Linked DNA regions of Mus musculus: region 1 is linked to region 2. The links are chromatin loops, found by intact Hi-C in ENCODE. Cell type or tissue: heart. All regions are shown on one strand. Each heading gives the region's core, and the rest is flanking DNA. Links, peaks and the distances in the headings are about the cores only. Region 1 holds the start of Tbx15 (T-box 15). Region 2 has its middle 62 kb from the start of Spag17.

Evidence for each region. Peaks named below come from ENCODE experiments on the same cell type or tissue, not always from the same donor. Only the 100,000 strongest peaks of a DNase experiment are listed, where the experiment ranks them.
Region 1: a loop joins it to region 2, with 5 times the contacts of the local background. A loop is called at or near these places in 5 of 42 quality-filtered maps.

The regions. Positions count from the first base shown.
Region 1 is chr3:99,245,215-99,261,807 of GRCm38, reverse strand. Tbx15 (T-box 15) reads right to left here and starts at 8,048. Exons shown (of 8, transcript NM_009323.2): 1 at 7,723-8,048. The coding sequence starts at 7,927. RefSeq lists an enhancer at 1-2,029. In heart, for the core only: no CTCF peak of the experiment used is centred there; no DNase peak of the experiment used is centred there; H3K4me3 peaks cover 1,486 bases; H3K27ac peaks cover 656 bases; H3K27me3 peaks cover 6,874 bases.
Region 2 is chr3:99,815,473-99,832,065 of GRCm38, reverse strand. No RefSeq gene overlaps it. Among named protein-coding and RNA genes, the nearest start is that of Spag17, 62 kb to the left of the region's middle. In heart, for the core only: no CTCF peak of the experiment used is centred there; DNase peaks (open chromatin) are centred at 8,605 and 9,135; H3K27ac peaks cover 1,059 bases.

The sequences.
Region 1 (16,593 bases), core at 5,862-13,861, 570 kb after region 2:
AGTCTGATTGTTTTGAGGAATGCCTTCTCCCAGTTAGTCAGGAGCCCTCTCACTCTTCCAATATGTAATTAGAGCGACAGCGCAAGGCCCATCCCTCAAGATTAGAAACTCAACCAAAAAGGGCTCAGCTGCTCCCTTCTCCTGTCTGCCCCACCCCACCGCCGCGCCTGCAGCCCCGGCCCCACCGGCCAGCATCCGTGCTCCACAGAGCTGGACCCAAACTTGTTCAGAGGACAGTGTGATCTCCACCTCTCTGCGCTGCGGAGGCCCAAGCAAGCGACTGGCATAGCCCCTTGTGAAGATCACCCGAATTTCCCCAGTTATGGGTTCACAGGGAAGGATCCACTCTAGTTCCTTCGCTGGTGAAATGTCAGCTGAAATTTCTTGAGAGACGCCTAAAAAGCTACCGTTTCCCCCGCGAAAAGGCAGCCGAAGTGAGGCGCGAGGAGCAGAGAGCAAGGTTAACTGTCTCCGGATCCTTAGGAGACCTTACTTTTGTGCTGGTGGGGACAGGGAACAGAGAACATCAGAGAAGGCCCGCGGCCCGGGATTTAGGAAATCATTCATCTAGTTGGAAGTACACAAAGTTTCCAGGCCCCCACTAGAGGTATAAGGATGTCTAATAAAAGGGAACTTTACCAGCAATGCGACAAGTGTGTCTTTGGGTTTTTGTTTCTTTTTTGTGTGTTTATTGTTGGTTTGGTTTTTTGTTTGTTTGTTTTTGTTGGTTTTTTTTTTTTTTTGAGATACTTTGTAGCCGTGGCTGGCCCAGAACTCTTAAAGGAGCCTCTCTCTGCCTATTGATTACTGGAACTAAAAGTGAGAGCCTCCACACTGCCAATATCTCCAAGGAGTTAGTTTGCTTGTTGATTTCCTTTAGGTCTCATCCTATAAAGCATGTGGCAATTTTCTGCACACATCTCATCTAAACTTTGACAACAAATGTAAGGGGGGAAAAGAAAGAAAAGAAATAGAAGACAATTAGGGGATACATTTCTACATTGTTTTATATGTTCCTAAATTAATTTTTTTTCTAATTTGCGATGCTTATCTCAACTCTATAATATATAATTAGTATCCAAATTTCTCTGATTCCACTTACTTCCTGTGGGAGGCATGAAATTATTTCCTAGAATTAAAAGTAACATTCTGATCATACAAACTAAAAGTGGCATTATTCACAAAATTAAGTAACTAAGGGAGAAACCTTGCTGTCAGTGTCTAGTGTTGTTTTGAATCACAATTGTACAATTTCATTTGCTGATATTTCTCTTAGAATTTGTTCAAAATCGTTGGGTGGGTCTAAGAGGTAAGTACAAACACTCAGTATCTAGAAGTTTCAAATCTTAAATTCTATAGAATTTAAAGTACACATAAAAATTCACAAGCAGGGTGATTGTGATCCATGCCTTTAGTTCCAGCACTCAGGAAGCAGAAGCAGCAGATTTCTGAGATTGAAGCCAGCCTGTTCTACAAAGCCAGTTCCAGGACAGCTAGGGCTACATAGAGAAACTATCTTGAAACACACGCGCACACACACACACACACACACACACACACACACACACACCTCACAGAGCTTTGCCTTTCCTAATGTTGTGTGTTCCTAATCTGTTAAACTGGCTACACCCTGCACACAAGGAGGTTTGGGGGATGTTGAGGCATCAACTTCTTTCGAAAATGGTTCTGAGCTTTCCTCTGGATATAGTGTTCACACATGGCTGTGGTGTTCACATGCATAAGTGTGTCCTTTCTTACACCTTTGTAATGGGCAAGCTGGACAGTAGTTTGTTTGTTCATTTGTTTTAAATACGGAGTCCATGTCGAAATTGCCTGTTTTCACTTCTGATATGAAAAGCTCCTTAGCAGTTTGTATGAAACAAAACACCCAGCCTCTACTCTACTCGATGCCATTAATGGTGCTGAATACTCAGTGATTAACCCTCTCCAGTTGCTTAAATTCCCCACATCTTCCATTTCACAGCAGGTCCTCCCTACCAAGTCTCGTTTTCTACCCGGACACTTGGAGCAAGGGCCTCACTTAAATTAAGTAATGATTATCCTTCCCCCAAAGAAGTGTAAACAGGCCTGATTCATAAATTTGCTAATTGCTGTTCCCAGTGCAGACCCAGAGAGTATCTCAGTCACGTGCATATAAAATTCCAGGCTTACTAAAAACTAAAACTAAAAACTGGAAAGGGTAAAGTCAGAATAAACCCTATGCACAGAAGAGGGCGCAGAGATTCCACACTCAGCAGTTCCCTGCTTTGCCCCTCGTAGAAAGAAAGAAAGAAAGAAAGAAAGAAAGAAAGGAAGGAAGGAAGGAAAAAAGTATTCAAAAAGTCAAAATGTGAGCCATAGATGAGAGAGTGGTTTCAATGATGTCTACTCAACTGGTCTGACTTTTGTGAGTAAGAAAGAACCAGCTATACTTCCAGGATGTTCATCAACTAGATTTCTGCATTTCCAGGATGGAGAAAGGAGAACAGCATTCCAGTCTGCTCTTTAGCCCTGCGGAATTTGCACCAGTCAACCCTCCCTTGCCCCCCCCCACTTGCACACTTTTTCTCCTCTGAGACCACACTACCACACTGAAAGGAATTTATACACACATTTTTTTTTTTACAGTAACTATATTTGTCCTGGGTAATAAGAGCAGAGTTCTATTGGGGTCCATGATTAGAATCTCCAAAGAATTTGTCTCTCATATTAATATCTTGGTTTTTTTTTGTTTTTTTTTTTTGCTAACAGTCTTGCTGTGATGGATCTGGAATATTCTGTTTTTTTAATGAAAGCAATGAATACCATAGCGTAGGCTTGAGTCAACAACATTTAGGTCTTCTGAACTGGGCTGCATTTGACTTTTTGCATTTGTCTAGTCTGAGTGATTAAAGATGGAGGGTACATTTCCATTAGGGTTGTGTCCACATGCAAAAACAAATACTGTACAGAGAAGCAGGGAATACACATTACTATTTTGTTTAGTTGTTGTTGTTGTTATTTGATCCTCAGGTTAGGAGCTCTAGAGCATTCTTCACTCACACCACACAAACTAAAAATATTTTGCATTTATAATTGTCTTTCAAAATTAAAATTTTACATCTCAGGGGTTATTGATATGAGGGTGCAGTTAATTTCCGTTTGAATTTCGCTCCAAGAAATGTAATTCTTTCTCCCTGCACAGCCATCATCTGAGGAACTCTGGGAACCTCATCTACAAACTCAGGAGATGCAAAGTGGCTGGATGGAAATTCGGAAGCATTGTTCGACGGCTAAGACTAATGTAAGAATGTAAGAGATGGAGAATCCAAGGGAAAGACGAATTGAGACTTTCAAGGCCCCTGGGTTGTGAACAGATTTCCATAGGGAAGCCTTCGTTGGGGGTGGAGGTGGGGTGCAAGAGAGGAATCAGATCCGGAGCACTGTAGTCTAGAGGTGTAGGGGTGACTCCTCGGGGAGCCCGAACCTCAGCGATTATTATGCAGATCAGTTTGTCAGCCTGAGCCTCGGGTTCAGAAGCTTGGGGATGGGGTTAGCTACCAAGAACTAAACCGTAGGAAGGCCCACGTAGCCGCCCCTCACAAGAAACCCTGGCCATCTACTTCCCTCACTCCGGGGCCTCTGTTGTTTCTGTGAGGTGTAATTGGGATTACTGTCTTTTCAACCACTACCTCCTACCACCACTGGGATTTTACAGAGTCTCCACAACCAATTCCTACTGCCTAGCCTCGGTCCCGTTCTCCAAGCCCCGCGCATCCACAGACGTCTGCCTTAGACACTGACACACGTTTGAAAAGACACTCCTTGGCCCTTATCTTCCAGTGAATAGCTGAATGTCTTTGGTTGGACCATCCTCTCCAACCAAAGACAAATTCGATCCTTACCTCCTCCTCTGCTTCTTCTTCACACAAGATCACTTACCAAAGAGGTGGCCTCTGAGGAAGGCTGTTTTGAAGGCAGATTTCCAAGTCCCACTTAATAATCCCTTCTCTGGTGCCGGGTACACCCTGGACGCATGAATGTGTCCGGGGTAGTGCCCACAGCACAGAGGAATAACAGTCCCATGCGCAGGCCTCAACCCAGGCAGAGCCTCGGCAGGAGCTTAGGTTCCGCACACCTTACCCTGGCCACCTGAACCTAGTGCTTGACATCAGTATTCCCACCCAGCTCATCCCTCTGTATCCATTTCTTAAATATCAACGCCAGCGCCCACTCACTTGCTCTTTCACCCCATGGAAATGGGGTGGGTTTAATGTCAGGATTAAAATCTCAGTTTTGCTCCAAGCAAACAAACAATACACTGGAAGATTAATTAATGTGACCAATTACTAGAAACTAGAAGTTACTAGTAACTAGAAACAAAGTGCTTTGGGACTGCTGAGATTTCTGCTTGGACAGAAGTTTCTCCTGTCTCATTTCATGAGGGTTTGCGCGCGTGGATGCAAACGAAAATGTTAAGAAATTCTGCTTAGTTCGATTGTGAGTGTGCTTGAGTGTGCCTGCCTGTACCTGCCCACCCGCGACTGATGCCACCTCTCTAGGCCGGTGGAACCCGTGGCTGGCCGAAAGGCCTTCGGCCTGCAGGCTGGAAAAGGAGAAATCCCTCCCCCAGAAGGTTTGAATTATTTCGCTCCGCAGGAGACCGGGCCTTGGCTGTACTTCGCTGAAGATTCGGGCGGGAAATGTCCAAACCAAAGATGGGGGAAGGAAGCCCAGTGGAGCGTTGGATGGTCCGAGTGCAGAGGGCGCCGCCCCGCGCTCAAAATACATTTTCAAGGCCGCAGTCACCGCAGCTGCTCCGCCAATCCTGGGTGAAAAGTTTCTTCTGTTGGGCTTATCCACCGGCCAGGGCCTGGAGACTCTCTCCCGCCGGTGGCCTCCAAGTCCTAGAGACTTATCCGAAAGACAGAGAGTGCGAGAGCGAGTGCCCTTAAGAGACTAGGGCAGGCATCTGTACCCGCAGGCCTTGAAATTTGGGAGGCCACAAGGCTTCCATGGAAGTTTTTGAAATAGTGCTGTGTCCTCTGACCTATGAGTACCCTCCAGAGTGGAGGTCTTGGCTGGCTGCCCCCCTACACCTATCCCCCTGCTACAGGTTGGCGCCCCAGGCTTCGGGTGCTCAGGCGCCAACTAAAGCCAGCTTTGTCCAGACCCGGAAAGAAAATCGGGTCTTGAAAAGGCAAAGGGCCGGCCCGAGTCTCTGAATTAAAAAAGTTTGCTTTGCTGTTCAACTTTACAATTTGGGCCCTGGGTTGTCTGCCGGTCCTGTTGGTTTCAGGCTCAGGTAGGGCCAGCCGAAAATAGTTGAATCATCGGTCCAAGAGAAGATGGTGAGAAGGACAAACACAGCTACTTTGGCCGGATGAGTATTTAATCTTGCCCCAGGCCCCAGGCAGTTTGGTTTTATTTTGTGTTTTCCCCCCTCTGCCTAAGACCAACAACTCACACAGCAACTTCTCCCACCCTAGCAGAAGACAGATCCTGAAACACAGTAGAAGAAAGGTACTGCTCTGCACAGGATAGCTCAGCCATCTAAGCTATTCTTTCATAAGTGTTTCTAAATGTGGCCTTGAGTGGGGGACAGGGAACTATACTAGAGGAGGAAGAAAAGCTACGCAGCTGGCAATTTCTGCTCACAAATTGTGTGGTTGGGTCCAGAATGGGCAGCTATGGCAGGGTTCGGCCTGTCTCCACACCAAGCCCCCTCCCCTTTTTCCCTGAAGGATAATTTCTCATCCCAAATCCAGAGGATAAGAAAGCCTTTAAGTCCTTGCCTGAGCTCCAACCTGAGGGTCTCATCTGCCAAAGGCCATGCTGGGCTACCCAATGTTCTCAATTTTGAATCCCTTCTTCAGGAACCTTGCTCATTAATTCATTTCGTTGTTTCCTAGCCTCAGTGTACCCTCTTCCTTTTAAAACAGGCAATCAAATAATGGAACAGAGCGGCTGAAGTGTGTCACTAAGGGTTAGCTCTATATTCCATCGAATCTTTGTCAGGCCAAGACTAGAGCTACTAAACAAAATTCTGGAGACTAGCTCTCCACATTCACGTGACTGGAATATTCTCTTTTCCAATTCCTCTCTTTGCTTCCCTCACTTATGGGTGAGAAAGACGGAAGGAGAGAGCTTTGAACTATACCAATGGTTTCAGAGACCCCCACATGCCGGCCCTTTTGAGCTTAGACACACCAGACACACTCCCAGCAACCCAGACTCTTCCCCCAGAGAAAAGCACCCTTGACATCAGTCTTCCTAAATCGAATAATTTCTCCCTTATCCACTGTCAGGAAGATAAAATAACAAGAGATTCCCAAATCGAAAGTTGCCATAAGTCATTCCAATAACTGTACAGACCCTTACTGAAATCCTGACAACAGATAAATTGGGTGACGGGATGGCAGAATAGAGGACACATATTAGCTATCTTCGGTTCCTTCCTGGATTGCCCACACAGCAGACCGAGTGGACCTGCCCTTGCTCCCAAAGAGAGAAAGTCGTGGATGGATGAAATAAATCTCCTTTTAATTTTCTTTTCATCGACTAATAAAAATAATTCCCCAGCACTAAACCCAAATTCCGTAACGGGCCGCAAGAACACGGAGAATTCATGAAACTCTGTCTCTGCAGGTCTCTGGCTAATCGAGTTATTATTAGCCTCGGGAGCGTGGAAACTGAACTGTCACTGCTGAAAGAGAAAATGTAAGCGACAGCTGTCCCTCTTCGGGCTTTGGCTAGCTTTCAGGCCAGGATCCTCAAGCTCCCGAGCCTACTGCTGCTCCCATTCCTGTGTGGGCGGCTGCCTGACTCTTCCCCCCCACCCCCAAGCCGTGTAGGACAAGGAGTCTAGTCCTGGATCCTAGCTGGTCCGCAGGGACACCTTCTGCAGGGCCTTAGAAATCTGGGCTGAAAATACTAGTTGTTGAAAATATTCTGAAGCCGCTAAACCGAGTTATGAGTGTAGTGTTTGTGAGCGTGCTTACAGGATTTTGACAACAGCTGTTCCCCCGGGCTGTTTTGCACTGTTGAAATCTTGGCACTAAATACAAAATGTGAAGCTGTTTTCTCCCTCTTAGGGTTCTGTTAAAATACACACATTGACATCCGCCTTGAGTTTTAAGTGTTTTGTGCATATTAATTATGTACAATATGGAGAGATCTAAGAAAATTAGTTGAAACGTGCACCCACCCAAATACTGAGATGTGGGCACGGATTAAAGACCTGGGTCTCAGGATACAGTGTCTATCTACTATGTCCCCAGTGAAATAGAAATAATTATACTCCACCATCTAAAACTTAGTTGAGAGAGAAACTAAAAGAGAAAACCGGAACATTTCCCATGGCTGCCTTATAGGCTTCGTCTGGCAGCACTCGGGGGCTCTCAGAAGCACGGAAGCAAGTCTCAGATCCACTGGGCTCTTTCTCCAGTGTCTTTGACTGAGCTCTTTCAAACCCAGGGACCCGCAGCCCTCAGTCTCTGACACAAGAGAAGGGGGATGGACGCAAGTAGGCCTTGAAATTGGCGATTAAAATGCAAGGCTCGGGCCAGGCCCCCAAATTGGTTCCGGCGAATTTAGGGAGGCTCAAGGTATTTATGCCAAGAAAAAGGAACCCCCGTCGGAGTGAGGCAGGGAGTCAGCAGGCAGGGCCTCCCTCCACTCGCGGGGATACCGGCTGGTGTTCCTTCTCCACCCGCCTCCCGTCGTCCGATCCGACACACTCACCCGGGTGGGGCTCCAGGCCGTGTGTCGCCGGGTCGTCTGTGTCTCCGAGTGGGCCTGCGGGACTCAGCGCCTCCATGGACAAGTCCAGCCCCTTCTCCTCCCAGTCTCGCAGTTTCCGCTTTTTATTTGAGCCGATCAAGGCTTCAACGGAGAAGGCATGTGCTCGGGAGCTCAGGGCGACTGCAGATCTTCTCCGTTCACTCATTTTAGCCGCCCGCACCCGGGTCTCCTCTAGCCCGCGCTACTGAGCTGGCAGCCCCGCGGCCGCACGCTCCGAGCGCCCGCCGACCCGGCCCTGGAGAGGCGGCGGCGCCGCGGCCGAAACTGGGGCGGCGGCTCCGCGGGTGATCTGCGCCCTCCCTCCGTGTCCTCCCCCGCCCTCGACCGCCGGATCAGACCGGTGCCCCCAGCTGCCCCAGCCTCTAGGAACTAGCGCGGGGAACGCCGCCCGCCCGTTGCATGGAGCACTGAGTCCAGCTCCCCACCCACCCGGGCAGGCGCTCACAAACTCTGCTGACTGAACTTCATCTTTTCTTTTTTTTTTTTCTTTTCTTTCTTTCTTTTTTTTTTTTTTTTTTAAATTCACTCCCTCTTCCTTTTTCTCCTCCCTCTCCCCCTTCCCCACTCGTTCTTCCCGTCCTTCCCTGATCCAAACTTCTGGGAAACTTTTCCCCCCTGAATTCCTCCCTTCCCGAGGAACAGGGGGTAGGCAGTGAGCTCCTGTCCGAGGGGTGAGGGAAAAGGGAGGGGGAGCAGAAAAAGGCAGAGGGGAGGAAAGCCAGCCCCCAGCCAATGGCAAGAAAGGAACAAGAGAAAGCCCGAGAGCTCGGGCCAATGGGGAGAAGGGAGAGACTGAGGCTCGGGCCAAGGCTGTGCGCTGGCCATCCCCAGGATGCTTCTCTGCCAACTTTAACCCCTGGCTTCCCGGCACCCGACTTGTTTCTCTGTAGGAGGAGGGCAGTCGGGACAGCTCAAAGTCAAAATCTGATCTTCGCCCTTATAGACTCTACAAGTCCAAATACGAATCCATACAGTTTCCTTCCAAACTCTCAGGATCTAATAGAGCTAGCTATCATACTCAGTTCAGATGCAGATCTGGGAAGCTGATGCTGTGACAAAATGCTAACCTGTCCCTCTCCTCAAAAAAAAAAAAAAAAAAAAAAAAAAAAAGGCAGAAGATATTTCTGATCATATCACCCATGCCCCCAGGGGCTTTGAGATCTGCCCAAATTTCTCTACGCAGGTTTCTACTGTGTTCCAGATCAATGACTTTCTAAGCGGGTCCGGTTAAGGCAAAACGAAACAACAACAACAAAAAATTTTCCTGCTGCCATTCGGCCTTATAACTGAACATTTCAGGACTTCACGCTCCTTGTTCTACCTGATGGAGGGAGGAGACAGACACGCTGAGAGTTAAGAGACCTGCATGGGCCGCTTAGCTTGCCTCGGGGTCTGCAAACTTACCCTGCTAGACTGGGCCCCTGCACCACACAAATAGTAACTTTCATAGCGCAGCAGACTCTGAGCTGCGCTTCGCCTATCCCGGGCTCTTATTCCAAAGAACCCACAGCGGGTGCCGGGGTTGGGGGTGGGGGGGAGATAGATAAGACTTCTGATAGCTGGGAAGGAACTTTTTCAAAATTTCTTCAAATCCCCTCATCTCCAGAACTTGGCTCTCATCTCTTACTAATGATCTCCCTTTGCTCCCACGCCTCACTTTTAAAGCTTTCAGGACCGTTCATTCACCACAGATAACCTAGGAACTTAAAACAACATCCCCCACCATTTTTGTTATCCAACCGCTCACCAAGTTATTTATCCTCATGGATAAATGGCATAAGGCCTCAGATCGCAGACTTATACGGAGGCCAAAAAGAGAACGGAGGGAAGGAAGAAAGAGGGAAAGAAAGAATAAAAAATCTCCTATTTCAGAGCAGAGGCCTAAAAGCCTCATTTCCCCATTCCAAAGTTCCTGGTCAAAATAATTCTATCCTGAGGCTATGAAGCTGGGAAAGGAGGAAAACTTAGCACCAACCGGGAGGCCCAGCAATAAGTCTAGCCAGGCGCTAAGCAAGGTCTGAGTAATTAAGTTAGATGGAGTACAGAGCCTATGAGCGGCTCCAAAGAACTAGCTGCTGAGGGAAGGAGGAAAGGGACATTGTGCCACCTCTGAAAGGCCACATTTCCCTGCCTGACCCAAGAACCAAGGAAATTTAGTTCCTGCCATTATCATTAAGAGCCCTCTGCTGCTGGAAGCAACAACCATGGATTGAATGTTCACTGGCCTTTTAAGAGGTAGGACTAACTTTTATTTTTTTAAATTTCCCTCAAATCATGCTCTAGCCTAGACAAGAGAAAGCTGGTGGCAGGGCAAACATAAAAAGAGCCTTCCTTGATGGGTATGTTGCTGTCAGTCCTGGGTTCCAGGGCCTTCCTGGAGCTTTCTATGACTTGAAAGTCCCCAGGCAGGAAGAATAAGAAAGCCAGGGGCATCTGCGGTTGTCCCGGCAGATTCAGGGAATACATGAGTGTCAGGGTGCCCTTACCAACCATCATTTCTTGTTGGAGCTGTGGCTGGATACTGAGTTCCTACAAAAAGTCTTGGAGACAAGACACTTTGGAGCCCTACAAATCTCTTCTCCTCCAGCAGCTCATGCCTGACTCTTTCTTCTGGTTTCATAGGGACTCTCAGAACCCTGTGGCTACGAGCCAACAGTTCACCAGGATGAGGAAGAAAGCTGTGGGTCACCTTCTAGACTTTTCCATTTATTCCCTCCATCCCATTGTCTTTTTTAAAAGCCACTTTTTTTTTTCCTATTTTCTGAAAGGCCAGGTTTGGACTGAGAAATGGATGTGTCATATGGGACAGACACCCTCTGTGGGCTCACATCAGTCCTGCCCCGCCCTGCCCACTACTTTGGTCCAGAAAGAGGCCTTGGACTGATGGCTCAGCCTTTAGGGTGCTTGCCACCTTCAGGCCCAGCAACCTGCATTTGATCCCTGGAACCCACAGGACGAAAGAGGAGCACCAATTTCTGCAAAGTTCTCCTCTGGCCTCTGCATGTATGCTACATGCATGTACATGCAGGAGCACAAGTGTGTGTGAGCACACACACACACACACACACACACACGGGAAGGAGAAAACTCACAGAAATATAATTAAAAACGTTTAGAGAGTTCTTTTAATCAGGCACCAACCCAAGCATTAGACCGACAGCATGAGCCCACCCATATGGCTGGCCACAGACAAAATGTCCCAGAGAAAAGGAAGCAGCAACAGTGCCTTCAAGGTAAGCATCAACACCAACCCTACCCACACCGCCCCACCCCTGCTCCAAGCTTATGTCCAGCAGGGTCCTCCACTCTGAAATCAGTTCATGTCTTCTTCAAGTCACACCCACCCTGACCCATATTCAGGTAGAGTCACAAATTAAGCCACAAAAACCAACCCTGTGAAAGTGAAGACAAACAGATTTGGAAACAATGAGAAAATTGAAGTTTCCCCAAAGTGGGAGGGGCTATAAATGTGCCCCCCCCATCGGAGTTCATCTAACCTACCCCTCTAAGGGTATGTACTCCTTAGTGTATAAATTTGTGTCCCTGGGAGAGGTGCAGGGGAAATAGAAGAAGATGGTTTGGTATATTTGGCTTGGTTACACAGGATACAGTCAAGAGAATGGAGAGAGGATGATGGGTTAACCAAAATGTGGACATGGCTGTGTGCATGATTTTTTTTTCCTTCTATTGATCACTCAGAGGTCTTCATAAATTATCCTGTTACCATCGTTTCTTTCTCTTTTAGCTTGTAGGGAAAAGAGTGGGGCTCCCAGCTTGAGACTGATGTCTAGGCATTCTCAGGGCTTCCCAGCTACAGGCTCCACCTTGTGACCTGAGCTGATTCTACAGGCTATGGATCTGCCGCGGGTCTATTTCAGGCCTGAAACTGACAGAAAAAAAACCCTAGCCGGAACTAGCCCAGCTCCTGCTTGAATGCAAGAAGGAAGGGAGTGTGTTAAAGCCAGAGACGATTCCCCAGGAGTCGCTGGACACCAGCAGAAACCTATGTGGAAATGAGATCTAGGCATAGCCTGTACAGGGGGTGGGGGAGATGTTAGGAAAGAAAGGGATAACACAAAGACTGCCCTCCTCCAACTGGCCCTGCCCAGTCAGCAAAATTTCAAAGGTAAAAACAGATTTCCTAGCATCAGGACAAGAATAAAGAAAAACCAGGCATCCCAGAAATGGAACCCCCACCCACATTCTCGGAGCACATTTTCTTTCCCTCCTGCACACTAAATACCACCTTAAATCGCTCTCTGCTAATGCCTCCGTGCGGAGGTGACCCACCAGCCGGCTTTGATTTCGGATAATTTTGAGTTAGTAATTGAAAACAAAGTTAGGAATAGCTGGCCAGCAGGACGAGTTAGGCTGCCCCTAAACACGTGGGAAGGACACTCTGTGCGGGCAGGGAGATTGTAATGAACTTGGCCATCAGGGGAGGTGTAAAATATTATGAGGCGACTACGGGGTGGGAAAAAATCATGGCGACTCCAAGGTGAGGTGTGTGCCTGGTGATCGGGCCTACTTCGGACCCCAAACTGTGTGACCTTAGGCAAGTCGATTAACAGGCTAGGACCTCAGTTTCCCTTCGCCATACCGCGAAGATCTAAGTAATTTGCAGCTAAGAATAAGCAAGTTATTTTGGGGACGGGGGACAGAAGACTGGCAGACCTAAGGTTTTATTCTGGTAGCTATCAAATCGTCTGGGAAACTGGAGCCAGTGTTTACCTCTTTCACTTCTGCTTTCAGACTGGCATTCCAAAGTAAAAGAAGCAAGGGGTGTGACAAGCGAGTGGCCTGGAGCCCTAGGCTGCAGCGGGAGGAAGAAGAGTAATTTAGGACAAGTATTGACCAAAGTAGCACTTTTCTTTTCTCTTGTAGCGCGCACCTCCAGTCTCCTAGGCTGGCTTTGGTTACCGACAGCTAAGACACTGCCGTGAGTCCTTGGCTATCCAACGCTCCCTCCCTGCCCCGCCCCTGCCCCAACACAGATTTTTTAAAAATAAAAGTCAGTGGGAGCAAAGGTTCTTTAATGATGTTTTTTTGTTTTCGCGAAATAAAAATCGTCTATTTTTATTTTAACCCAGCAGCGTGCCCACCTCTCGGTCCTTCCAGATGTTTGCAATAAAATCGCAGGTTTTGCCTTTGGGACTTGAAATAAAATTTAACGGCCTTCACCCCGTAATTATTCTCTTAGCTCGCCCTTCATAAATTTATCTGCTTTCTATCGGCGTTGGGGCAAGAGGCGAGTGAAGGGGGAAAAGCCCCGATTTTATATTTGTGACTATAAAAAAGTGCCACCCGGTTTCCTCGCCTTCGGCCGCCGCCGCAGTGTGGCCCGGCAGGCCGGGCAGGCGGGCCGCAACATTGAACTATTGTTTCCCTGACTTAGGTCGGCTCAGGAGCTTGGCCCCTCCACAAAGGGGGCCTTTGTGGCCCTGCTCGCTGCGGCCGCGCCCAAGAGGCGAGGAAATCCTGTTCCCTCAGGCTCAGCTCCTCTTTCCCTCTTGATTGGAGCTACCCAGCAGCGGGGTTTATGCCTTCCTTGGGCTCCCCTTCGCAGGAAGTGGAACTTCCATCCTGAGCAAAGCCCTTAAGTGAAAGAGGGAAACCTGTCTGAGAATCCCCAGACAGGCTAGTGTAACTTGTCTACCAGTTTTCACAGCCAAAGTCACGGTAGAGGAGAGCACTGGGGCCTCAGATTTGGGGCAGTGTGCACCCCAAATCAAATGTGTGCAACACCAGGCTCTACTCTCTGCTTGTACGTGAAGCTGGTTGACTATCTCACCTCACAAGCACATGTTTGCACTGTATGTATCCCTGTAGTCACCCGTTCTAGACTTAAACATAGATGACACTTTGCTAGGATACACAGCATCACACGCAGGCGTGCAGGGAAACATCCTGACCTCACACTCCTCTGTCCCGAATTTACAGAGGTCATTCTGCCTTTGGCACCTCTTTACCCAAACTTCAGCCAAGGCTCTGCCTGATCTAAAACTTAATCCATGTTGTTGTCTTTTGACCCCCTTCTCCTATCTGGGACACCTTCAGGTTCAAATAGAAGATGACAAACGGAAGAAATGAGCGTTCTGCTTCCAGGGCTCACTGCTTGTGAGAGTCACCAATTGCCCAGGGCAGGCTCTAGCTTTAGGCAAAGCCCGGAGAATCCTACCAAGCACTGGGAAGCATAAATAGGAGAAACTGGAGGACCAGCTGAGAGCAGCAAGGCTTTGCTTGCCTTCAATCACGTGGGGTGGGTTCTTGCTTGAGCCAGCAGGCCTGAGGCCAGAAAAGCCAAATCCAGGAGCCAGACACATCTGAGGCAGAAAGTTCTTTGGGGGTTTTTTCTGGTCCCAGGGCTCCCAGCAATTCTAACTTTGCTTCCAAAAAGTGTCTTCTTCTTTCCTCCCTGCTGGTGGTTTTGCAGGTGCTTAAACAGTTCCCTTTAGTCCTTCCTTTCCCCCATCCCCCCATCCTCTCCCTTTTCTTTTCTTTTCTTTTCTTTTCTTTTCTTTTCTTTTCTTTTCTTTTCTTTTCCTTTCCTTTCCTTTCCTTTCTCTTCTCTTCTCTTCTCTCCTCTCCTCTCCTCTCCACTTCTCTTTCTTTCTTCCTTTCTTTCTTCATGTATGTGAGGAAGGTGAGATATCTAAAGGCTTATTGGATGAAAAGATAAAGAAGTGCCAGGCTCTGCTGTGTGCAGAGGCACAGGCTTTTAATCCCAGCACTTTGGAGGCAGAGGCAGGTAGATTTCTGTGAGTTCAAAGCCAGCCCGATCAACAAATCCAGTTCAGGACAGCCAGGGCACAGGAAAAAAAAAAAAAAAAAAAAAAAACTTTCTCGGAAAATCAAAAATGGAAAAAAAAAAGAAAGAAAAAGAAAAGAAAAAGAAAAAAAAAAGGTGGAAGAGCAGGAAGAGGAGGAGGAGGAAGTGGTGCCAGTCTCTGTACTCTTGTTCTATAGGAAATTTGAGACATAATGATTCATTCTCACCCAGGTTTCTTGGGTGAAAATGAACTTTTCAGAAATGAAGCAGCCCAGGGCACAGCTAGTGTATCTAGCATTAAACCCTGTTGGAGCTCAAAGACCAGCAGCTAAATGTGAGCACACACTTTGAGGCAATAACATGTTGATGTATTGGTGGACACACACCCCGTGCCCCATGCCAGAAGTGCTTAGATTCTATTTGTCATCAGTAAAACAACCACATAGGAGCATAATGTTCTCTGTGGAATTGTGGGAGTCGACCCCACCCACAAAAGCTGGCTGGTGGACTCCTAAGATCCACCACTCTTGAGAAATTTCTGTCTTCCCCTGCCGTCAGAGAATGAGCTATTATTCAAGAGTGGATGAGAATTCTCCATAGTGGACAACTGTGCAGCTGCTGGAGAGGGGATGGACAATTAGATCTGCTTGCCTGTCAATGTCAGGCATGGCTGGAGCTCTGCTTACATTGCTTTTGTAGCCAGGTGGAGTTGCAGGAGCTAGTTATGGTATAAACTAAGTCACAGGGAGCTCTGATTTTTGTCTCAGATTCATGAGGTACTTTGTGGCCTCAACATCAAATGGGAACAATTCACTGATTCACCATTCTACACATAGCATCCCTGGTAATGCACACAGTGGGCAGATTACTAGTTCCAGAATTCTGGTTGTTCATCCGGGGAAAAAACTATGAGCCTTTAAAATGGCTGGGATTTGCTTTTATAACCTGGTCAGCCTTTTAGAGTAGGCACACATATGTAGGTATCTGTGGAGAGGCATCAATGCCACCATGAGCCTGCTGCTGAGGAAAGGGTGGGCTAAAACCATCCCTTCACTAAGAGCACCCCATGAGGCTTTGCTTTCTAGCTCACAGTCAAATACCCAGGGCATCCAGGAGTGAGGAAGATTGTCTATCCCTAACGGGGTACTTTTTTACTCAGTTCACATTCTTCCCAAAGTCTTCATATGGACAACTGACTGGTCCAGACAGGTGAAGACACTCTCCAAAAGGAAAATGAATTCATGCTCCTCACTCTCAATGGTGTCTGCCACACCAATTGATTAGGGAGATGGATGACTCTTGGAAGCAAGGGTTAGTGGCACTGGAGTGGGCCAGAACTATGCTGCTGTCTGTCCTTGGATACTCCCAGCTTCTTCACTATTGGAAAGTTTGTACCCAACCCAGATAACAAGAAAAGGCAATGCTATGCATAGACCACAGGGGCTTCCAGGACAGAAAGGATAAGAAGTGTGTATTCCTACAGCTTGCTTCTCTTTCCACCCACTCTTCTCTTTCTCTCTCTCTCTCTCTCTCTCTCTCTCTCTCTCTCTCTCTCTCTCTCTCCCTCTCTCCCTCTCTCCCTCTCTCCCTCTCTCCCTCTCCCCCCTCCTCTCTCTCTCTTCTTTCCGGCCTGAACCACTTGTAAAGAACTAATGTTTATTGAGCCTTTTGGATCCTGTGCTAAGTGCTTAACATGGACCAACTCACTCCACCCACTTCGACTTCTATGAGCCAAGAACTGGTATTACCAGCCACATTTTACACTCGGAGAAACTGTGAGGTAAAAAGGAGTTATGTAACTTGGCAAGGATATCACAGCTTTTAGTGCAGGTAACCTTGCTTCAGAGCCAGAATTCTTAACCCCTCTTAACCCCATATACCCCCTAGCCTCTCTTCCTGTATGTTTACTGAAGCAAATTGCATATCTAGGTTCTCCCTGCCTTCAAGAAACCCAAGCGAAGTGGCTAGATATTGGGAAGCACCAATAGAACTGTCTTATATGGGATGAAGAATGCCAGCCCAGTTATAAATACACATTGGAG
Region 2 (16,593 bases), core at 5,117-13,116:
TGGGTGGGTTGGGGAGCAGGGGAAGGAGGGAGGGAATAGGAGATTTTCAGAGGGGAAACTTGAAAAGGGTATAACATTTGAAATGTAAATAAAGAAAATATATAATAAAATAAAAAACAAATGAAGTAAAACACCAGTTCCCAAATCGTCCCTGTGCTCTAGTTATGCACAGATGAAGCTGACCTGTCTCCCAGATCACTCAAATCCTGGCTCTATTTATTTAGTTATATTTTAGTCTGGTTACTTTCTCCGTTTCCTTCTGGGTAACCAATACTGCTGTCTTTAGTTCACTGATTCCTCAATAAAGTGAAATGGGATGTTCATGTCATCCTATGTATTTTTCCTTTCACATTGTATACTTTATGTCTAAAATTTAAGTCATTTAAATGTGTTTTGCCTAACTCTACCAAACAATATAAAATAAGCACGTGACTTAAAGGTTTTTCCTATTAATGTTAACATCTGTGTGAATTGGGTTGATTTTTTTTCCTGCTTCCTTAACTGTGTGGTAATTTTTAATATATGTAAGAGCTTGTGCATCTTACCTTATTAGATACCCAACATATTTATATTCCCAACATATAACTATTCCTGAACTTTTCCCTTAGGCACAGTAATTGATAATAGTTTGAACCTTTCAACTCTTGGCCCTTTGTTGTCACTCTTATGGGTGCTCTACCTGGTGCTTATGAAATACATCATTTCTCTACTCTGCCTAAGAGGACTGTGGATCCTTTCTACTAAACTTCTTGTGCTCTTTTGGGGTAGAGTTCCACACATGCACACACACATACATCAATAATACTAAGCTGAGAATTTGAGAATTTGAGCTTTCTCTCCATGTAGATGCCCCCTTTCTTTTGCCCTGTACATTTTAGCTTCTTTGATATCCTTGAACTCATTCATTTCTTTGTCTTCTATTTGATTCTGCCTAGAATTCTGACCTTACATTATCGCCTGGAAACTCTCCCAGACAGTAAGTTCCTCTGTTTTTGATTGTTAATGTTGCCATTCATTCTATGTTACCTGATGTTTGCCCAAATGCTCTCACCTCGCTGTAAATGGCATTGACAGCAATTGTGAAGTTAAAGAGTAGTGTAGATAGAAGAGCCTAAAAGTGAGCTGGTGATGATAGTGTTAAGAGGAATTAGAAGTCAAGAGAAGAAGACCCAAGTTACAACCTGTACAAGCTGATTTTCAGAAACTGACTGAAGGAACACCCTAACAAATCCAAGAGGTCCCAAGAGGTCAGAACTTGAGTTTAGCTAAGGAGACCCTGATAAAGTTTAGGAAAGATGAACATAGTGAATCAGACATTAAATCTTAGGGTAAGTAATATATTTAGAAGGTATAGAGTCTATGGTGGGTGTTTGATAGCTCCTGATACATGTAAAATGAGCACTATGGAAAGTCCAGTAGAAGGGAGGTAGCAGGGAGTGGATGGGGCTTGGAAGAGCCAATATATCACTGTGCACTCTTCACCATGTGGCAGACTACTCTACCAGGTCAACTTGGTCAGGTTTCTTAACCTCTGAAGTTCAGGTTTTTTTTTAATTGAAAGTTGGTACCATAACAGCTGATCATAAAGTTCTTGTGACACTACTTACAGAATACAACCGTTTTATTGGGCAAACATGATGTATGAAACAAAAGATCAAAAGCACTTCTTTCCTTTACTTTCTCTTATCCCTGTAATGAAGAATTATTTTTCCTTGCCCCTCCATGAGAATATGAGCAAATCTTATGCATTAGCTTGCTACTGCTGCCAGAACAACTTAATATAAGATTGGTAGCTTAAAGGTACAAGCATACCCGAATTTATTATATCACAGTTCTGGTGGTCAGAGGTCCAGAAGTGGGTCATGAGGCCCTTGTTTCTTCTGGAAGCCATAGGAGAAAATATGTCTCCCTAACATTTCTACCTAGAGGTTGTCTCTTTTCCTTGTGTTGTGTTCCAGTTTCCTCTGAGATTAGACCCTTTATCTTGAAAGGATGTTCATTATTAGAAACACAGGATAGTGTTTCCAAAAGAAAGCAAACATTCCATCCTCAGTCAATTTAGGAAGAGAACAACTCAATAACCTCAGGAAGCCTTGGAAACCAATCAGACTTACTAGGCTCCTCCTTTCCCAAGCACATATAAGCAGAAAAATCTGCTAAGAAACACCCTCTAGCAAGTCCCAACTTCTCAGAAGAGTTTCAGACCAGATGGGTCATCTGGAAGAAACAAGCTGGCCAAGCTGTCGGGAAGGAACAGAGAACATCCAAGCTACCTGGAAGATACTCAGACCACCTAAGCAACATGGAAAGGACTCTTCCTAACCAGTTGAGATCCCTACAGGCTGTGTAGTACACCCCATGTTCTGAGAATTTGTGAGCAGTTACTCATGCTGGGGTGGTCTTTGAATAAGTTTTGCTTCTGTAAGTCATCACTTCCCCCATATTCTTGTAAGTAACCCTAATAAAATTCTTGGCTTCACCACATTGAACTTTGGTAATCTGTCATTAGTTTCCTCTCTGTGGTGATTCGACATTTCTCCATGTCTTCCCAGGAACAGTGACACCTAGCAGTAACTCAGTTCCTTAGCTCATCATTCCACACTCCACAGTTAAAGCCAGTAACATCTTCTAATCTCTGCTTACCTAGGTGTAATCACATTGCTTTCTGGGTTGGTGTGACTTGTATAAGAATTCTTGTCATTATACTGTGTCTCCCTATGTCAAATTTCTATCCCTCTCACACCTACAAAGTCCTTTTGACCATATTCAATCACAGGCATCATAGATTGATTACTGCTATTGTCTGTTTCACAGGAAATGCACAATACCTTGCCCTGACTCTAGAAATGTACTTTATTCTCACACAAAGTCCTGTTCTGTCTTTCCTCATTTGTGTTTATTAGCTGTGCTGCAAACAGTAAACTATTATAGCCCAAGATTCCCAGAATTCATATGAAGATATCATATTGATCTTTTCAAGAGCCCCTCTCTCTCTAGATTTGGACTGAAGATGAAATAGTCTTTTATAGATAAAAATTCTCTCCAAATATATACCTGTTGACCTTTTATATCCTTAACTCAGGTGAGTGATCAAGTTCCATAGGTCAGTTTGAGAATTTCCTTTGAAAGTTGTGCAAAGTGTCTATGAGGCTTAATTTCCTGGATCACCTCTAATGGGACATTAGGTACCCAAATAAGACACTATTTCTAAATGTGTCTAAATGTATTTCTGGACGAGATTAACATTTGGATCGTTGGACTGGGTAAAACAGGCAATTCCTTTCTATATGCCTGGGCTTTATTTAATCTATTGAGAGCCTGAATCAAACAAGAAATAAAGGCAGAGAAATTTTGCTCTTTGCCTAACAGCCAGAGCTAGGGCATCTGCATTCCTCTGCCCTTGACAGGAACTTAGACTCTCTGAATATCAGAGGTATACCACTGGCATTCTGGGGTCTCCAGTACAATATGTGGCTTCTTAGTCTCCTAAATTGTGGGAAGCGATTCTTTATGCTAAATCACATGAATGTGTGCACATGCATGCTAAGGGTTTTGTGTCTCTGGAGAATTCTGAGGAATACAGAGTTTCACTGTCAGCTTCCATTTCATCGTCCTATTACACTCAGGATTGTATAAGGGAATCACGAAGGCTTTGGTGTCCTTTCAGTGGAACCGAGTGCAGAAACATAATTACAGATATATAATTAAGTAGTCAAATGTTTTGAGCTTTTCCAGATGGAAATCCCTAAGAAGATGTAAAGTTCTATTTTTAGAGGAATTTCCATCCTTCCTTTTCATTTTGGGCAGCTGACAGATCTCTCATATGGAGTGCTGACATGTTCTGATGGGCCTTTCTCTGGGACCGATTTTGTTGACAGGCAAACACAATTTGACATTGTTCAGAGCTTTAAAATGCCCCCCCCCTTTTCATGCACTGTGTGTACAAACTTGGCTCCTCTGTGCCCTTTAATAGTGAAGGGAAATGGGTAAACTGAGTTTGGAAGGACATCGTTGGTGCCACCCATGGAAATGGAACCTGCCGATGCACTTACAGTGTGCTGAGATTTAATTGACCACAGATGAATAAATGATATCATTGTGTAGCAGCAGTGTGATGGAAACTTGAAGGGCCGTGAGTGCTTGGCTGCTTCATCTGAGTTTCTAAGCGAGAGGCTGACTTGTGAGGTCTGGCCATTTCACTCACTCATTGTCGGAATTAGATAGATCAGCCAAAATCCGCTCCATGTTTTAGGAAAATAAATCCCTCTGTTTTCTCATCATTCAAGAACAACTTGCATCCCATCACAAACTGCCAACACACATCTCAAAGCTCTTCATTCTTCCACACCAAAGAGGAAGCATAAAAGGAAAGATTGGTGAGGCAACCGGGCTTTCCCTCATGGATGAGAATTATGTCCCTGGTAAAGGTAATCGTATTTTTCTGCACAATTGTTAAAAGGTCTCCACCAAAACTCTTTAAAAATGTTTGTTTGTTTGTTTGTTTGTTTATTGTGTGCAAGCCATGGGCATGTCAGAGTACAGCTTTTAGAAGTCATTTCTCTCCTTACACTACACTCAGGTCAGAATGTTGGGAGGCACGTGCACTTGCACGCAGAGCCATCTCTCCTGGCATTGTATCTATTCACTTTCTTACTATCATAATTAACATGTGTCTCTATTTTATAAAACTCACTGATGTGGTGCCTGCCTCTTGGAGATGTCTACACCTATAAGGAAGGGGAATGAGCAATGAAACCTGAAAAGAGTTGGAAAGAGGAAAATCAGACCAAAGCTTTAGGGATTCAGGTAGAGATGCAGCAAGAGTCTAGAAAGGCAAGTTTATGGAAATAGCAGCAATTCCTTTGCCAATCTTTATAAATATGGACATGGTGTGTTTAGGTTTAGAGGATGAACTTGGACCATGAGTGGGCCATAACTCTCATCCCATTCCCCTATGCCCTTCTTGTCTAAAACCGTGAGTCTGCGTATCATCATAGATGAACCATGGGCAGCAGAACATTCTACAACTTTTCCCACTGGGACCTTAGAACTATAAACCACTATGTGCTGTTAGTTTTCTAGGCTTCGTGGATAAACTAGTAAGAAAACTAGACCAAAAAAAAAAAAAAAGTCTCAGCACTGTGGAAGTTGCCACTGAGATAAAAAGATGAATTAACTTTTATAGAATGCTAGGAGGTATGGGGGGAAAATGAAGCAAAAAAAGGGGGGATGGGGTGGTGTTATAGTTTGGTCAACTGGACATAAATCTAGACATATTAGGAACTAGGGAATCTCAACTGAGGTCTTCCCTCTGTCAGATTTCCTGAGGGCATGTCTATGGGGGCATTTTCTTGAGTGTTGATTGATCATAAGAGGGCTCAATCTACGTGCAGTGGGCAGTACCATCACTGGGTAGGTGATCATGGGTGATATAAGGAAGCAAGCTGAGCAAACCATGGGGAGCAAGCCAGCAAGCAGTGTCCCTCCAGGGTTTGTACTTAAGTTCCTCCTGGAGCTCCTTCCTGGCTTCCCTTAGTGGTGGACGATGAGCTCTAAGAAGTAAACTCTTCCCTATGTGGTCCTGCCTGGAGGTCCTGCCTTACTTCCCTTAATGACGGACTATGAGCTTTAAGGTGAAATAAACTCTTTTCCTTGTGTGCTTCTTTTCTTCAAAGCAAGCTAGAAGCGATGGCTCTCTTTGCAAATGTGTTTAGTATAGACTAGATTTGAATAGTAGCACATGTGAGCGGGCTTCAGAAAGAGAGGCTGTGAGGGTGAGACCTGGGAGAGAGGAAACGCCTGACATATTTAACATCATCCCATGCACCTCCTTCCCTTATTTTACTGATAGGTGGCATTTTCTGTTCTTTTCTGTCCACCTTCTCCTCTGTTATCTCTTCAAAGAAATTACTCTCCATACTGAATGAAGGTCCTTCATCTCTTGAGGCTAAACAATTAAAGATGAACTAAAATAGCCAAAGAGTATGGGCATCTATAAGAGATTTGAAATATTATTCACTTTCTGTCTAAGATTGCACTCTCTTTACAAGATACAAAGATACTTGGCTTCTCTAATTTTTATCCATACTAGAAAATTCTGTTGGCTACGAGTGTGGGAGCTTTCAGGCACTCCTGCATTTGTGCTTTGCTCCCTTTCTTATGATAGTTTTCATGGTTTTAGAACCAATATCACCCAGGCTTTACTCCATGTGTTACTTTGTTTTTGAGTCTTCTACTATTAGTCTGCTGTTTTCCTCTGAGTCTGTTTCTGTTTAGGATCATGAGTCTACCCTTGATCTTGTATTATCTCTCTATACAAACCCTGCTTGGTTAACGTACCTCCTAGCTGAACAAACACTGAACTGATATCTTAGGAGGGTGATCATATGGGAGAACAAGACAGAGAGACCCACATTCCTGTCTTGACTTAGGATGGATTAACTATAGAGATAAATACATTACTTCGTTACTGATTGAAACCTTCATACATGTATATAATATGCCAAATCTGCCATCCATTCCTTCCCATGTAACTCTACCCCTAACCCTCTTATGGTTTCCCCTCCCATGTCAGTATGTGCCTGTGTACAAGACGATCTGTGTGAGCATGGGTAACCTATGGGGGTTGCCTTCATAAAGAAAGTGGACTGTTCTTCTCCTAGCAACCACCAATATCTATTAGCTCCTGAGCTAGGGGTGGGACTTCATGTCTTCTGCCACACTACAGGCTAGGATTTTGGCTGGCTTGATCTTTAGGGCATAAAGATTTACTTCTATTTGAAGGTTTGTGTGTGTGTGTGTGTGTGTGTGTGTGTGTGTGTGTGTGTGTGTGTGTGTGTGTGATGTATATGTATTTCCACAGAGGCCAGGGAGGATTGTGCCCTCTGGAGCTGAAATTATAGGAAGTTTGGAACTGCTTGGTATGGATGCTAGGTACCAAACTTGGGTTCTCTGTCAGAGCAAAAAGTGCTCTCAATTGCTGATCCACTGACCCTTTGAGTATAAACTTTAAAAGAACCCAGAGCATCTTAAATTTCTCCATGGCCAAGATTGACCCCAGAATCTAGAAGAGGCTGGAACCTGTTAGAAATGGGAGCACAGTGCTGGTTGATATGGGGATCAGATTATCTGTGGAGCTAAGTGGAGAAAATTAGGAAATTGCAGACTTTTCTTGTCCTCTAAGATCTCAGTTTTCTAGCCTCTCATCATTTCAAACATCACTACTATACAAACAACTGGCCCTTAAATCTGTAATTCCACCTTTGACATTTCCTCAAAGCTCCAACTTATTTTAACAGTTGCTAAATATGTGTTCTCATTAGAAAATCCATATAAACAAGTATGTTACACACAAAAGACACACACACACACACACACACACACATACACACAGAGTCCTGCACTTTCTCATAATCTACCCTTGATACTTGACTGCTAATAGAAATATATGCTTTTAATTTGATTAAATGTGAAATTTTTAAAAGTAAGCTATAATAGTTATAAGACTCATGGCCTGAGACTAAGGGCAAGGTACTATGACAGAAATTTCTACTTAATACTTTGTTCAAGAACCCAGAACTATATATTCTGATATATTAAATGAGAGCCTAGTCTTTGTCAAGAATGTACAGAACTCTGTTGGAAATAAGGAAAATGTCCATGTCACTCTGGGTTGTGGTCACCACTCTAATGATATGTGACATGGAGCCCCCTTTCCAAGAATGCCTGGTAATGTTCCTTCAGTTTCTCCTCTACTAAATGTACTTTAGGCAAGGTCTCATTTCTAACAGGGCTGGACAGATGTTTCAGCAGTTAAGGCTGTACTTTTGCTCTTCCAATGGACCAGGAGTCAGGTCTTGGTTCCCAAAGGTGGCTCACACTCTTCTGTAACTCTAGTTCCAGGGGATCTGATGCCCTCTTCTGATTTAGCAAACTTTAAGCATACAAGTGGTGCATAGACATACACACAGGCAAAGCCTCATGTTCATAGAACAAGATGAGTAAAGAGATCATTCTAAGGATTGTTGAAGGCAGACTTTAGAATGATCTTTTGCACAGTATCCAGTACAAAGTAGGCATGTAAAGGCTGCATAGGGTAAAAACCGGGACTCAAAAGGCCCATGATGCTAAAAGGTCATCTTTGGTGGTAGGCATATTCTTAGGATACAGAAATACCCAATGCCACTAACTACACCCAAGTAATTTGGACAATTGGTAAATGTCCTTGAGGATTCTCTCTGCCCCCTTCTTTTCTCCCCTTCCATCCAGAGAGCCCCCTGTGGCTTGGACCTACTCTCTGTGGGCTCAAATGCTTTCCCAGTTCTAGAGACGAAACTCCGACTGAAGTTAGTGGAATGAGCAGACTTGTTTTTACTCGATTTGCACAGCTCTCTTTAATGTCACTCATGCTAGGGAAAAACCATGACCTATACCATGGGACCTCTAGGTCTTACTTCTTTCCACATCACTCAGAAGGTGCCCAACAGCACTAGAAGATTACCACCACTGAAACTCACTCTGGGAGGTGAGCTGTCAATCACATTTCCCCAGCACATGAACCTGACCTCTCGCCCTTGAGCCTGGCGCCTTGGGCCAGGAAGCTTCTCCTGTGTTGTTGTCAAGTTTTCCACTGTGTCCTCAGGTCAGCCCCAAATGGCTACTATTGCTGTCCTCACACTATTTTTAGTCATAGATCAGTTATCCCTGACACGCAGTGGTGGGGATTAACAAAATGCACCCATATGCATCTCTGAGGGCTGACATGTGTGTCCCTAGCCCAAAGTAGTCTTGGGCAGTTCTGGGTAGGATTAGCAGGCTTAATTTTTTTATTATCTCTTTCTACTTCTCTTGGCAGAAAGAAAGAGGGACCTAGGCCAGAACCACCAAGATTTGTTTGAGGAATTTAGCACAAGCCTTTCTTTAACTATGCATCAGACCTTGTATTTTGCCCACACTTGATTCCTTGCAGCCCCCCGGGGTACAATTTTCCTTCTGTTGATGGAAAGGCTTCTATTGCAGACCAGGCTCTGCTTTTATGAGAACATAGAGTAATAGGTCATGCTGTGGGGATGTCCCCATCAGGAGCTCATGTGATGAAGGCTCCACATGCCAGAGGAAGGGAATTTCAGAACGCCCCGTGCCAGCTGGGAAGGCTGTACACGGCAGGGTAAGCTGCAACATAATCACATCATGTTCTGTAACCTCAGCTCTGATGCTCTCTATCCTCTTTTGACCTGAATTGAATGCAAGCTTGATCTTTAAATGCCTGTTGTTCTCAGTCTCAAGTACAGTGCTTGAAACGGCCTTTCTCTGTGGCAAGCACACCACACACCGTAACCCATACTTGCTTGGCATTTCTTTCCTTTAATGTCGTGGGTCTTCTCATGTGACAAAATGACTCTTGACTCTTATAAGAAGGTAAACGTTGGGGCAAGCAACTCTTAGAGCTTTTGTCAAATATGTTGTCAAACAAACAACAAAACCAAAACCCTTCCCTGGTTTGTTGTGTCACATGACATTTATCCCATAGTCTTTATGTGCTTTGTAGGAACTGTGTGCTTAGCTCAGAATCCCTGTGCTGGATTTTAGGAGCCTGATATTGGCCTCTGAGTCACTGCCAGTGCTAGTTCAGAGTCCTGCCTCAGAAAGTTGCTGTCTTTTGCTGGGCTGAGTGGGGTCACAGGAATCTCACAGATGGACCTACTGTCCAGGCAAAGCATGGTTTGTTCTGTACTTCCCAATAGAAAACAACTATAGTCAGAAATTCAGGTCTACTTGTGGATTTCTTTCTTAGCAACTGCCAACCACCCCTTTACTCACTCTTTCATGGTTGCAAAGCTTCAACATATAAACAGTAACTACATTTACCAAACCAAACCAACAAATTCCTTTCTTTCCTTCCTCAGGCAACACGTACTTATTAGGTATTTAAATAGCATGCTTGCCTGCCTCCTGTCTATATGTATTCTAAATGTAACAACTTTTTCCACTTAGGAGTTTATGAAAGATGAAACTGTGTCCCTTGTCCAGTTGCTGGCTGTGGATGAAGAGATTAGTTCTTCATGCCTCAGTGGTTTTTCCTTGAACACAAGATGGAAGGAAAGGGACTTTTCTCTGTGTTCTACAAGTGTTTTAGACTGACGGTCCCTGAACAAACCAGGGCATTTCTTGGACATTCTCTGGGTTCTGCTTACCCTTGGCTCACGCTGCACAGACTCCCATAACTCCTGCCACTCTGATCTCTTTCCTTGGCTGTGGCCACTTAGACACTTGGTGAATTTCTTTTTGCCTGTCACCTGCAAGCTAGTCTCTTGCCGAAGCTGCTACTCAGCTTCTGGCCTCCCACACCAGAACTCACTTCTACCTTTGTTTTTCCTCCTCCTTTTCTTGTGTTCTTTATTTTCCTTTCTGGAAATAGCTCTCCCATGTGTGTGCATGCATTGACTCACCCTGGTCTCTCACACCTGCAGACTCATCAGTAACGTTGGTCCTTGTACATTCTGGTGAATCCTCAAATCTGATTTCCTACTGTGGCCAAAATAACCCTGTATAAAGATGTCATATTGCCAATCATTATGACTTTCATTCTTTGCCTTTAATCATATCTCAAAAAATAAGGCAAGAAGAATAAAAATTATTGAAGGAATAGCATGAAAGAAGAGATGATGTTCTAGTAAGGCCAGAACACTTACAGGTAAAAACATCATGTGACTGTATGTTCAGTGTGTAAGGTCCCACCTAGTTAGTGTTGGGGTGAGAACCAGAGTCACTGGTGAAAGGGAAGTTCTGGGAACCCTCACCAGGTAAAAGACTGGGCTTGCTCTCTAAGCCCCCGAGGTATGTTATTGTACAGAGCAGTCTCGATTTTCATCCTCACTCTTGTCTTCTTTCACCAGACATTCAGGAAACTCTCTTTGGGAAATTGTCTGTGAAAGCCAGGAGGGAGTGAGATCTGCAGCACTGGCCAGAGATAGGGTCCTCGGAGGCTGATCTGTATGATCGCATCCTCAGCTTTTCCCAGGTGATGCTAAACTTGTCTCTTGTTGACTACAGTAGAGGAAGGGAGAGCATGCAGGCAGGGTGGTGGAAGCTTCTGCTTTCAGTAGTAGAGGAATATTGAGTTAGTTTTTTTTCCTTTATGTGACAATGTTACTGCCATGAAAAACAAAACTTTATAAAAAAATTAAACCACACAGGTGTTTTCTATGATCAATGAAAAAAAAAAAAGTAAGATTGAAAGTTGTATGTATCCTATGACTTCAGTCCTGTAGACATCTACATAAGCAATGTATTCTGGGTGCAGAGGGATAGATTAAAATCAACTGTGCCTAGTAGATTCTTCCTGGAGGCCATAAGACTTTCAGGGAAATCTTGAGACAGGATCTCTTTTGAGGTCCTCAGAAGCTCGGCTTGAGCAGACAGATGATGTGTGACTTTGGCCTCCGAACAACCCTTTGAACCCAGGCGTTGAAGGTATGGTATTAAAAGCTACCAGTTAACACAGATAGACAAGCTAGAGTCCATCAGAGTTCCTGGTACGAGCTGGGACTCCTGGGAATTTGTCTGTCTTTTCACGCACAAAGGGGCAGCCAAAGCTGGCTTACTTCCTGAGTGTCAGAGTGTAGAGAAGCCTTGAACACCACTCTTAGCCAGATATGCCCTGGACTGAGGAAGCCCTTGGGATCTGGGCAGTCAGCAAGTTGCATAAATCAGTGCTAAGTCCTGTATCAGACGTCTCCATGGTGCCAGCATGGTGCCATCCCAGGAATCCACAGCTTTAGGTTACCTCAAGTCCCAGCCTGGGGTTTCCCTGGAGGCTGTGTTAGGGTTGGATGGCCAAGTTGTTCAGTATCCTGACCTTTCTTTTGCTCCATGGACTCAAATCCATCATCTTTACTGAGTACCTACTATGTGCAATGTGATTTACTGATGCCACTTTTAATCTGCTCAGCAATTCCATTAAAATAGTATTATTATCACAATTTTGTGCGTAGTAAGGTTGAAACAGTGTGATTGAATAAGTTGTGATGTCTTTCAGCTTTTAGTTTTTCATGCTGTGTGCATGTATGGTGGGAAGAGAAGTAAGGAGAAAGGGTCCATTCCATTATATTGCTTTGAATTCTGGTCTTTAACCATCTGTCTTCCTCCTATTTGTTTCTGAAGTGTTTCTTCTCAGCAACCTGCAAAAAGTAGTATCCTTTAGTCCTTTTAACTCTGTCCATAGGAAGGCCTCATAGAATTGGAAAATTAGAAAAGAATTATAGTTTTCAAAGGCTTATGTTTTGACAGCCATCAGAACCATTTTCTATGCTTAGGATGACCAAAATCGCCTGTGTAAACTAGGAGCACGATGTGGTTAATGCTGAAGATTCAGGAAACACAGATTTCCAAATCCCTCATGTTCTTCTCAGAGGAGGTCATGACCAGACCCTGTGAGTCTGGTGCTTTTTTGACATTCGATGACATGCAGGACACCTTCATTTGGAGTTGACCCACTAAGACCAGATTTGAAAGACTGGCTGACTTCATCCTCGGAAATCCTGATCTTGGTGATGTCAGTCCCACCCTACCCCCTTCTCTCTCTTCTACTTCCTCCCCTACAGATATATCTCTCAAGTCAGTCACTACACTAGGGAGCTGCAGTAAGTGACACATGGAATATACATGTTCCATCTCTCACTGAGGTTTGTGGACTGGGAACTCAGTGTGAAGTCAAAGTATGAGCAGTGGTTTAATGGGGAAGAGAAGAAGGTGCTCAAAAGACACATTAGAAAGGTCAACATGGACATCCTCCATCAGAATGGTCTACACAGAGACCCGACCCGAGGAATGAAGGAATGACAGGAGAGGGAGGCAGATCCTTCCAACCCTGCCTGGTTCAGGTGTGCAGTCAAAGAACACTGGAGTTGCATCCATGTTTTAGATGAAGGACTATCACCATTGAAGGACTATCTGAATTCTAATGGACCATAAGAATTTCACAGAAATGCTGAGATGAGGTACTCCTTGGAGGAATTAATATATACCATAGTTTGGAGCTGTGACCTGGGGGAAGAGACATCTGTGCTATGGTATCTGTGGTTTGACAATTCAGATGCACATGTGACCACCTTGTTTACCAGTCATTCCATGCTCCATTTCCACTGGAAGACCGGGCCAGATTTCCTACTTCTGTTTGTTGATAGGACCCAACACAGCAGGTAGCACATGTAGGACATCATTCCTACTTGTCTTGGTGGCCCAGAACCAACTGGAGAAGGTCTGCTCTAAATTTAGCCCTGCCAAGCAAACTGTAGGAATTTTGTACCTCACAGCAGTTCATCTTGAAAAGACAGGTCTTGTGTTTGGCTGGGGCCTGAGGACTCCCTGTCATTGTGACAATAGGAAGCAAAGGAAAGGCAAGCCATAAATTAGGCCAGGGGACAGAGGCAGAGGAAAACAGATACACACTGGTGACAAGATTAATATGCAGTTGATGGAGAGCGCTTTCACACCAGAGCGCCAACAAATAAACACAATTCGGAAAGCTCATCTCTGCCTCATCGGGGAAAGCCCGATTCCTGAGCCAGTGACAGGGAGCAAATGACTGAGCAAGAGGAAGAAAAGAAGCATGACAGCCATGTACATGGGGGGTGGGGGGAAGCCGGGTAGGGGAGTCATTGTCAGCCAGGAAGTCCCCCAACCCCTGCAGGGTCAGAGAGCTGAAGGATGCCAAGCAGTGGGCTTTGCTGAGCTGTATGTTTTCTGAACAAAATCAAAGGACAGGAGGACCAGGGGCTTGCGCTGCAGGGGAGGTGGACTCTGAGATGCCTGGGTGAAAGCTGAGCTGAGAGCGGTGCTTGCCCCAGGCACAGGCATGGCTGTCTGGGCCACCAGCTGAGGAAGGTATCATTTTTTACCGGGAGTCAGCAGAGTTGCCTGGCTCTTCATCTGGACCCTTCGGATGGCCTCTCCCCTGCCCTGCCCCGCCCCCATTCTACAAGGAATGACGACTCAGCAGGCAAGCGTCGCAGAGACTTTTGCTTATTCTTTTGAAGCACATAGAATTACTACCCTTGTAGGCACAATGCAGCCAAATATTGAAAATTTTGTATACTTCCTAAGGCAGGCAATTGGGAGAATAGACACAGTCTTTAAAACTACCAACTTATTCTGTGGTTTAGGCTTGTAACTATTATGCTACCCTGTTGGGCCAATGCTTTTCCATGACCCTGAGAATAAATCCAGACTTTGAACTTGACCTAGAAGAATTCTCACGATCTGATCTTTGCTTAAGCTGGCTAAGCCTCTCTCTCTATGGCAACAATGAACAACTTCTGTTTATATGTAGCAGCAGATTAATTCCAGCATCAGGTGGCTTTATTGACTTGACCTCTAGTGAGGGGTCCCCTGGCTACTTCACATCATGGATGTGATGGCATTTTGCTGGGAACATACATGAAAGAGGGCGGTTGTGCCGAGAGGCAAAAAGCCAGAGAGACTGAGGTATTGGTCGCTCTCATACAACAACTTTCTCATGAGAACGAACTGGAGTCCCATGAGAATTCCATTAATCTCTTCAGAAGGCAGAAGGAACCTGTACCTTCAATGACCTCCAATGAGGCTCTACTTATTACGGGCTTTATCACCTCCAACAATACCATACTAGAGACCAGTATTCTAATACTTGAAACATACATGTATTAAACAATTTAATTGTTGTTTAATTAAGGGGAGGGGGTAAAACACAGCCAAACCAGATCATTATTTAGAGCTCTAACCTTTAACATATGCTTTTTTATCTTCCTGCAATGACCACACCCACCTCTTTTCTCCTGCATCCTCTAGGCCCCTGTCATTATAACACTCATGCTGGTTCGAAAGCTGCCTAAGAAGATGTTGGTCTCGAACTCTATTGTTTGGCAACTAGTTAAACACTGAGTGCACAAATGGGCAGGCAAGTGAATAAGTGAACAGATATTAACCAGATAAATTGGTGAACCAACTGAAGAATAATTCTTACATCTTATGTAGAGATGTTCAGTTTGGAACAATCTCTTGACCTTTGATTTAGTTTCTACTTCAGGGCTGGAGGACACCCAGAATGCAAAGTAAGAACACAAGCTAGCTCAGAGAAATTTGGGAGAACCAGTTTGGCTCTTAGTTTCCACAAATAAATTTATCATATTTGCCTTCTTTTTGCCTTGGCATCAGTACCCATAACATAAGCAAGCAGAGCCTTTTGAAGGCAGTTATCAGAAATATCAACAGCTTCAAGTGCTCATTACAGATGTCAGATCTCTCATTGCAGGCATCTGGTGAAGCTTGGAGAAGCTTCTTAGCTCTCTCAAATTTAGTTTCTGTAATAGGGGAGAAGGAGAACAGCGCCTTTGAGCAGTCAATCATTTCTAAGGATCCAATGTGTTCCTCTTCCTACCAATGCAGGTTGACATAGGTCTACTCTGTAGCCAGGATGTTTGTAAAGTGTGTGTGTGTGTGTGTGTGTGTGTGTATGTGTGTGTGTTCTTCGAACATTTGTTGGAACTGGGCAAATGATATGTTAATGAGTTCTTTGATGGAACCTCACTCATATACTGGTATTATCTACCAGGGTTAGTGGAAGAGGCACTTTGGGACTATGATAATTTATTAGAATTCTAAGATTTTTATGACACCATAATCATAAACCTACCCATGTTGACCTGGCACATGGTACAGAGTATTGATGTACCCACAAACATTTAAATGCAATAATTTTGCAGTGTTTGAAATCTACTGCAATAGATCATGAGTATATTTACATGTCAACCCATTTTTTTCAAGTGCTTTTTGTGGATTTATAGTATTCCAATGTAGTCCATTTAACAAATGCCTTGATTTCTAGTAGGACTCTCCCAAGCCCTGATATTTCATAGTATATCAGTGCCAGTAAATAATTCGACCTAAATTTTCTGAATATCATTCCTTTTTTTTTTTTTTTAAGTAAGTGATAGTCAAAGACTGTACTACTTTTAAGGTTCTGAAAACTTGAGAGACCGCCTTTCAGAGGATTATCTCCTGCTAGCAGTCAGCTGTGACTCTGACAGTTCTCGCTGGATCACACCTTTCTGGTGACAGAAGTCTACCCCATGAGCCCTTCTGGGAGACGTTAAACCTTCCCAGGGCACCCCTCCTCTCACAGTGGAAAAGAATTAAAGACAGGTGAAAACATAGTTATTAAATGCAAGGACTTAGCAGTTAGAATTTGGTTCAGAATTTGGCTCCGCAGCTCATAAGCCCTGAGCAAGCTACTTCACTCCTGTTAACTGGTTTCTCATCTGTCAAGCTTATGAATCTACTCAAAGAGATTTTGTTGTTGATAGTTTGTGATGATGTTCGTGTGTGTGTGTGAGTGGGTGTTTAGAAAGAGCAGAAGGTAGCATAGAATATATAATCACTCTTATTTTTACCAATACTAACAATATCTATATTGTCAATATTATACTATGTTAAGCATTTATTTGTAACTCTGTCTTATGTGGAAAGAAGCGTGATACTCAGCGAGAAGGAGGGAGGCAGTGGAAGAGAACTTAATGCTGTTTCAGAAGGGCTTTAAAGTCTACATCTTGTCAGGCA